2 separate regions of the Mus musculus genome follow, and region 2 is linked to region 1. A link is a loop called in an ENCODE intact Hi-C map of the cell type or tissue named here. Cell type or tissue: left cerebral cortex. All regions are shown on one strand. Links, peaks and the distances in the headings refer to the core of each region. The heading gives the core; the rest is flanking DNA. Region 1 overlaps Clmn (calmin). Region 2 has its middle 47 kb from the start of Clmn.

Region 1 (4,381 bases), core at 85-4,084:
TTATTCTGGAAACCCCATGTGGGAAGGAGACCTCCTTTGGTCTAGTGTGTGTCTTCTGGGGCTCTATGCAACAGTCCCTCAGCCTTTCAATAAAAATTTACTGAGCTCAGTGAGGACTCAGGCAGCAGTGCTGGCAAGGATCCACCCTCACAAGCAAAGCTGATGAGTCTGGGACAGAGAGGCCACCAGGCAGAGGGAGAAATATGTGGGAGGCACAGACTGTACCAGGGACAGCAGCCAGTGATCAGGGACATCAGCAGAGAGGGAGGGGAGGAGGGAGAGGGAAAGAAGAGATTGCAATGATGCTCCAGCCTCGAAGACTCCTGTGTCACACACACACACAAAGACACACACACACAGAGACACACAGAGACACACACACAAACAGACATACACAAACACACACAGAGACACACTCACAGACACACACATACAAAGACACACACACACACACATAGACATACACAAACACACACACAGACAGGACATCTATCGGTTGCTGGAGACATTGCATGTTTTACAATGGGAGGACAGAAGCTATTGGCATCTAGGTTTCAGAGGCCAGCACACTACTGTCCAGCTGCAAAGCACAGAGCAGACCTGACAGAGTGTTGCTCCTAGCACAAGAGCCACAGGGATGAGGCAAAAAGCCTGACCCAGAGGAAGAGGCCACTGGATCTAGAGCCAGCAGAGTCAGAAGTGATCCCCCCCCCCCACACACACACTTAACTTGCAGATGGTCCCCAACCCAAGACCATTCAATATCTATTTTCCCACTTTCAACCATACAGTCGAAACCCCTGCTTGCATGTAAACCTGGCTCCTCCCCCCCAGCCAGCCATGTGCAGCCAATCACCTCTAGGCACTGAGCTTTGCTAACTTCCACGCAGTAGGAATGAGTGTGGCCTCTGCAGGCTAGAGATAGCAATGTACAGGCTGGCCAGTGCCTCGAATGCCACCCGTGACTGTGACAGACTCTGGCCTGCAGAGCTGAAAGATAAGAGGGCCGTGACAATCTATCCCAGCAGCCAGAGGTATCCTGCCCAGCACCTCATGGCACGGAGGCTCCGACTGTCAGGGCAGCTGACATTCTAAGCGCTTGCCATCCTCCCGCCCTTGGCTTTAGCGTGTAGCAGACGCACCGTGCATCTGGTTCTATTGTGGAATTAAGGGTGCAGAAAAAGCAGGAACTTTCGGAACAGGGGGTTCTGATGCCAAAGCAGACACCCTGTGAAAATGTGCCCGATCTCTCATGGAGATCAAGACAGTCACCATCACCATGAACGCTTCCCACACTCGCCTGGCTTCCACCAGATAGTATCAGACCCTCCATTTCTTCTCAAGAACTACAGTAAAAGAAAGCATCTTGGGAGGAAAAAGTGTTGGCTAGCTAGAGTGGACCACAGGGGGCTGTGATCATCTCTGGTCCCTAGTAACAACACCCACTCTGGGCTAAGCACAAGTGGGTGCTTCCTGTCCATCTGGGGCTTGGCCCCCATGAAGGAAACCACCTGTCAGCTCCTGGGTGCCAGATGCCTCACAAGCCTGCCAGTGGCTCCTTCCAGACTCTTCCACCCACCCAGTTCTGCACATAGAAGGCTCCTGCCTTATTACCACTAATAAGAAGGCACCTTGATAGCCACAGCCTGCATCAGAAAGGAAATGAAACCCAAACAGCAGCATGTTCCATGGAAATGTCCCTGGCCACAGCAGCTGCCTCCTCTCCCTGGAGGCTCCTTATTTGCAGGAACAAATGCTTCTTTAGCAGAAAGCCACCAAAGGGACCCACTCACGGGGAGGCTGCACCTGCCTCTTGCAAAGTAGCACCCTCAGAAAAAAAAAACAAAAAACAAAAAACAATCCAGTCATGGTTCAGAGTCCCAGAATTCAATTCCTGTCTCCTGTGACCCAGTGTCTCTCCAGGTAGGCGCATGTCCCAGGATGATGTCGTTAGAAGTGGGGATGAGAGAGAAGATACAAAGACCTGACCAGAGCTGGAGGGACCAGAGGGACAAACCAAGCTGCCAAGAGCAGAGAAGCCACCACAGGGGGGCACTCTCATAGCACAGGGCACCGTGAGCCAGCACTGGGCACAGGAGAGGTGGGGGCACAAAGAGGGGAAAGTGACATTAAAGGTATATTATACAGATGTCCTAAAAGCAAGGAGAGAGCGCATAGGGTGCCTGCCAGGCTCCTGTTACCAGTCATGGTGTGATTTCTACCCATGACTGTGTTCCACATCACTGCAGGCCTGGGAACGGCTCCCAAAGGCGTTCAGGGCCTAGGGGGTAGAGTTGAGGAGCCAGCGTGGTCACTGAGTGTCAGCCCCCCCAGGCCCCCCCCCCCAGCTCCAGTCTGAGCTCAGCACCTAATCAGAAAAACCCAGAAAAAACAATCCATCCGTGGGAACTGAGTCACACGAGGCAGGTGCAGGGAGATGATTTGATTTCTCCTCTGTGTTTTTGATACCATCCGTAGACAGTGGACATGTACCTCTCTGCAAACCAGAAAGGATGCTATTTTTACAAGTCTCTAGAGAGTTCACCGCCTCTCCTAGAATCGCTTAAAATAACAGCCCCAACTTCACTAGCACCATCTCCGACCAGCTCCGTGACAAGAGGCTCACTGTCCACAGGAAGGCAAAGAGAAGCAGGACACTGACAAAAACAGAGGTGAGGATGGAAGAGGAAATGCCCCTGACTGTGCAGGTGAGGAAGGGGCCACAGGCTAGGGAATGCAAGAGGCCCCTACAAGTTAATGGCAGCAAGAAACCAGGTGAACAATACCTTGACTGTCACCAGGGACTGTCAGACTCTGATCTGCAAAAATGAGATAATGGTGCCATTGGATGCAGTTGTGACAATATAGATGTATTACTGTATGTATGTATACATGCATACACACACACACACACACACACACACACACACACGCACGCACACCAGGGTACTGGGAGTCGTTGGCTCTCAGGGCAGCTGCTGAACTCAGCATGCAGCAGACTCCATGAGTCTGCCCTATTACACCAGGGTTAAGGATGCAGAGAATATGAGGACACTCAGAGCAAGAAGCTTGGGTGCTTGAATCCCGAGACCCATGACACTGGCTCCTCAACTTCCAGGAAGGGACTTTCTCCTGCACTGACTGTCCCCTTGTTACTAGACCACACCTTGACTTTAAATAGGCTCAGGTGCAAGTCTCTGAATACTGTGTCCTCACACAGTCTCAAGGGGCACCAAACACCCTCCAATCCCACCTGCTCTCAGATCCCAGGGCTGGCACCTGCAAGGCTCTCAAAGGGGCCAGGACTGGCTGACAGGGAGACCAAGAAGACTGGGAGAGGCAGGAGCTCAGAACAGCAGGTACCAGAGAGCCATGAGACAGGCAAGAGCATAACTTTTCTGGTCCCCACACAGGACACCAGCCGTGTGCCAAAACCAGGTAGCAGGAACCACAGAAAAGTGAGCAGCAAAGCCAAGTGCAGGCTGAAGATGGAGGATAGAGAGGAACACACGTGAGGGAACGGAGCAGCCAGAAAAATGGCGAACAGGAACAGAAGGGAATGAAGACACCCTCCTTCCTTCCCTCCCTCCGTCCTTCTTCCTCCCTCCATCTCTCCTTGCCCACCCCTTCCTCCTTTTCAAACCTTCTCTGATTTGTCTTTTAATCAGCTCAAATGCACACACACATCTAAGCCCCTCACCCCCATCCCAACCCTGGTCTACTAAGCTGTGGTCTTCATCAGAGATCTCTCTGTATCCAAGCTCAGCCTGACCCTGGTGAGTGAGGTGTAGGGTGTACAGGCCCAGGCCAGCTCAGAGGTCAGAGGCATCCACCCCTGCTCTGCTTGGGAAAGGAAAGAACAAAATAGTACAAGGTTCAGCCCTTGCTCAGATGTCCCTGGTTGAGGATGGGGCCCAGGCTCGTTGGGGACCCAGAGGTCTGGGGTCGTCCACAGGATTACAGTCTCCAGGGAACAGTAGGAAGGAGGACAGGGGAAAGTGGGCCCAGTGCCTCCTAATCCTGCCAGTTCTCAGCATGCTCAGGCCTGCTGAATGCCAACAAGAGGTACCAATCTCATCATGTAGCTAGGATGGTGAGGATGGGGGAGGGTGGGCTGGAAGTCTCCTGCGAGCTGCTTTCTCCCCAGCACCTTCCACCTCCTGTCCAGGCAGCCAGAGCCCTTGGCATCCTTAGCCCGGTCATAGTCCAAAGTAAGGTGAATAGGCCCACACTTCTGGCAGAGGCAGCGCTCTGTTAACAAATATTTTGCCTCTTGTGCCTCAGGCAGTGATGAGACAGAGGTGGAGGAGAGCCAGGTTTCACCCTGGGCAGCTGCCCAGCAGAGGCCACAGGTGTATCAGCAAGTGGTACCACAGGACAA
Region 2 (4,381 bases), core at 106-4,105, 73 kb after region 1:
GCTGCCATTTGATTCTAGCAGCCTAGCTCCCGGTTTGTGTTGGGTGGAGGTATGGACACAGAGAGAGAGGTGCCCCTTGGTGCTCAGCATGGCCTACCCGATAGCAAAAGCCTGAAAGCAACCTGTTGTTTCCAAAGTGATCCCTAAATCTCTTTCCCTCCCCCTCTGCTTGCCCTGGCCCCCAGTGAGGCCTTCCGTGGTGGGGGTACCTTCCCTTCACCCTGCACCTCTTGTAGCTTCCTTGGCTTTACCTCAGTTGGCCCACCTCTCACACTAGAACTGGGGGTGATGGCTTCAGGAGAGAGAGCTTGCTGGGAGTTGCAAGCCCTTCAGCTGGTCTGAAGGGGAGTTTCCTGGATGACTGTTCGAGTCCATTTTGGTTCTTTTCGCTGCCTTCAGGACCGGCGCTCCCTAGAGTCCTTCCTGCCTTTGCCAACACAACTACAGCCCTCATGGTATCTGACAGAAGTGTAAAAGCTCAGACTGTATGCACCCTGCTCAGTCCCTCCAAGGCCCAGGCCTCCTGCAACCAACTAGGCCTACATTTCTCCCTCAGTTCCCACCATGGCAAATTCCAGAGACAGCTATGTGCTAGCTGCTGCTGGAGACTCTGTGCTGTGTGCTAAGATCAACATGCTGTCTAGAAACAAGAATTCCTCACTTGGGAGCCATGGTGGGTTCCTCTAGCTGGCTGGATCTGTTGTGAATTTCTCACTTCTGTGTTCCTTTCTCTGAAGGTTCCATGAATTTCAGGTTTCAGTAAACTTAATTCAGCACCTACCAGACACCATCGTTCCATCTGCACAGTCCCTGTCCCTGGGCACACCAGAGGATCCCACATCTGCACAGTCCCTGTCCCTGGGCACACCAGAGGATCCCACATCTGCACAGTCCCTGTCCCTCGGCACACCGGAGGATCCCACATCTGCACAGTCCCTGTCCCTCGGCACACCAGAGGATCCCACATCTGCACAGTCCCTGTCCCTCGGCACACCGGAGGATCCCACAGCTGCACAGTCCCTGTCCCTGGGCACACCGGAGGATCCCACAGCTGGGACAAGTGTGCTTCCTTTACTAAGGCTGGTGTTAACAAATGGAACTGGCTGGCTTCCAGCAATGGGGGTTTATTCCTGTGTAGGTCAGGAGGCGAGCATCTAAACCAAGGCATCACTGGGCCTCAATTCTCCTGAGGGACTCCATTCCACAACTCTCTCCAAGCCTCTGCAAGTGGCTCACGGTCCCTGGTTGTATGCAGGATTCCAACACCTGCCTCCATTGTCACGTGACCATCTTCTTGAAGATACCAGGAATGACAGATTCAGAGCTCAGCCTACTCTGCAAATATTATCACCTTTGAAGAACTGGGTTACAATGTCAATGCTTTGGGATTTTGGGGGCGGGTGGGGGTGGGGAGGGGACGCAGCATACCCTTTAAGACCCACTAACAATGGAATCAGACCACAGACTCAGGTCTGATGGCATATCCTTGCTCTTTGTGCCTGAAGCTGATGACAGCGGAAGCCAGCATTTCAAGTGGCAACAGCAGTGTTGTTCTTGGTGATTATAAATCACAAGAGCCCCACAAGGCAGGCATTGAGATACCCCCACTTTAGGGTCTCTTTATATATGTAGCCCAGGCTGTCCCCAAATTCAAAATTCTGCTCCAGCATCCTTCATGCTGGGATTGCAGGTCTGTGCCACCATGTCAGGACCGAATTCCTTTTAAAGGTGAGAAATTGGGGGTTGGGAGGGAGGGGGCTCACACTCAAGGCCACAGGATCTCATAGGAGCAGAGCTGGGACTTAAGCTGCTGTCCTTGACACCCCACTGAATCTCCTGAAGACCTGCCTTGCTAAGAACACGGTGCAATGTGCATATATGTTGGTGAAGCACCCCTGGGAACCTTTCAAACAGACCACTGGGCTGGCGGTGATTACTGCAAACCCCAGCAGAAAGGGAAAACTTGGAAAATCCTTCATGGAAGAAAGGACTTCTCAGGGCTAGGTTTAGCAGCGCAGAGACAAGGCTGGGGGTGGTAGGGTTCTGTCTGACTAATTCAAAGCTCTCTTCTCGAGTAGATGAGATAAGAAGGGGGCTTGCTGTTTACTGAGAACCCAAGCTGGGGTGAGTCTGTGTGGACTTAACCTCCTGGCCCCTGCTCCAGCAGAAATGTACTTTGAAAGCTTCATTCCTCTCATGAGGAGGGACATCTCAGTAGGGGGTGGAAGCCTGAAGAAAGGGGACCAGCTGAGCAGGCCCAGTGCCTTCTTCTTCCCACGGATCCGGAGCCAGCCTGTGCCCCAGCCCAGAACCCAGAACACTGAGCGGTGAAACGGCCTGCCAAAGGCCGACCTAGATCCATCCTAATATCCAGAGCAAATGACTCCCAGGGAGCCAGTTCCGTTGCCAGGGGCCTGTTGTCTGCGTCAGGCAGTCAGCTGTCACAGTTGAATGACATTTGACAATTGGATAATACTTGTATTTTTAGGCATGGGTCACAGAATCCTTTTGTCTACTGCCAGGGCTGCCCCCACACTGGGACTCTAAGGAACAGAACCTCTGGGTGCCTGAAATTCATGCTTCAGTAAAAGTGGGTGGGTGGTGTCTGCCAGGCTAGACAGCGTGTCCCAGGGTGAGAAGACCTCTACCAAGGACATAGGGGTCTCTTTGGTGTCTTGGCAGAGCATGGTCACTGTAGCTGGTGCTAACCCACAAACGGCCAAGTTTATAACTTCATGGCCCTGCAGAAAAGAAGGCATACAGGTTGGTTCCTCTGCACAGGGTAGGGGGACTGGGCTGTGGCAATGGTGACAGGAAACAGGTGTTCAGCCAGCCAAGCTAGCAAGGTCAGCAAGAGCTATGAATGCTACAGGCGGGTGGGCAGCCAGCATGAAGTGGGGTGAGAAATGAGCTCTGAGGATTCCAGTCAAGAAGGTGTTCAGAAATAGAAGGTCCATATTAAGGACCAGGCACTGATCACACAAGGACAAAGCTGGGCCCCAGGGTCTCAAGCAGGGCCCCTCAACTTTGGCATTTGACCTGCAGAGCTGGCTCGTTCTTTGTCCTGGGTAGCCAACTGTCTTCTCCATTGTTGGCCATTCAGTAGCATTTCTAGCCTCTCCCCAGCCATGACAATGAATCATGTCCCTAGACATTTCTAAATGTTTCCAGGACAGAGGCATGAAACTGTCCCCTGTAGAGTCTTAGAAGAATCTGGAGGTTTGGGGACAGAGGGCAGACTACAGGGATGGACATGAATAATGGCCCAGGCTGTGGGACAAGGGACCCACTCTCCACTCACCCTTTGTGCTTTAGTTAGGGCCCTGGGGCAAGCGTAGGGCGCCTCAGGCCCCTGTTCCCACAGAGGACACACAGGAAGGTGTCACAGGTGAAGGGAAAGGCTGGAGGCTGCTGGAAGACCTGGCTTAGAAATAGCAGGACAACGGTATCCTTGGTTTCCCCTTCTGTATAATGGGAAGAACAGCTCCTCTCTCACAGAGACCCCGCAGAGGTTAGCAGCACTTCTGTGCCTGCTGTTGGGGGAGTCGGCCAGCAAGGCTGCTACTGCCATAGCTGGTTCTCATGTCTTCCACCGTGATCCAGACATGGCTCCTCCCATCCCCAAGTGTCAACTGCTTCTCTCATTCCCCTGAACTCTAACCACCGCAGGCAACTGTGGCGTGTCTCCTACACTAAGCCAGTGTGCATTTCCATTCTGCTCATGAGACTTCTCAGAGTTTGTCTCAAGGTTCTGGTGAGAGAATGAGCCTGCCATCGAAGTAGCAGGTCTCAGAAGTGTTTCTCGTGGGAGGCTGTGAAGTGCTACCACCACAGGTATGCTGTTGTGGCTTGTTTGATGAGCAAGACACCGCTTGCAGGGAATGGGTCTGAGCTAGACCAGGGCAGGAGTCAGGCAGCATCCAGGACGGCAGGAAGTAGACATGGCTGCATATAACCTGCTTTGGGTTCCAAAGAGGGAAACAAAATCTCAGCGAAAGCCTGTCGCGCCCACCTCGTCTGGCAAGGAAGACACAACACGGTCGGATTCTTCTCAACAGCCTTTATTGCAGGAACGGCTTGATGCTGCTACAGGGAACCCGGGTTCCCAGGGAGGTCTGCTTATATGCCCCCCAAGCACAGGGAAAGGCTTCGTGGCCCCCTGGGATTGGTCAGTCTGCCGGCATCTAATTTGCATGCACCCGCTCGGGAGGGGTTGGCGCCAGATTCAGGCTAGCGCCTGCCCAGTGGTATTGTTTACCACAAAGGCACACTGGAAACCTGTGCCATCTTAGAGTTGGCTTCCTACAAAAGCCCATCTGTAGTGGGAAGGAGAGGTAACAGCTTCCCCGGGACCAGTCACGTAGGGGCCTCCACGGTTAAT

Evidence for each region. Hi-C counts contacts between places; a loop is a spot of excess contacts. Peaks named below come from ENCODE experiments on the same cell type or tissue, not always from the same donor. Only the 100,000 strongest peaks of a DNase experiment are listed, where the experiment ranks them.
Region 2: it touches region 1 in a loop (2.4-fold over the local background); 1 of 42 quality-filtered maps calls a loop at or near these places.

What each region holds. Positions count from the first base shown.
Region 1 is chr12:104,837,139-104,841,519 of GRCm38, forward strand. All of the region lies in intron 1 of Clmn (calmin), which reads right to left. Among named protein-coding and RNA genes, the nearest start is that of Clmn, 26 kb to the right of the region's middle. In left cerebral cortex, for the core only: CTCF peaks have their summits at 492 and 2,044 (motif pointing right); DNase peaks (open chromatin) are centred at 180, 477, 990 and 2,046; H3K27ac peaks cover 2,207 bases.
Region 2 is chr12:104,910,373-104,914,753 of GRCm38, forward strand. No RefSeq gene overlaps it. Among named protein-coding and RNA genes, the nearest start is that of Clmn, 47 kb to the left of the region's middle. In left cerebral cortex, for the core only: no CTCF peak of the experiment used is centred there; a DNase peak (open chromatin) is centred at 2,338; H3K27ac peaks cover 1,274 bases.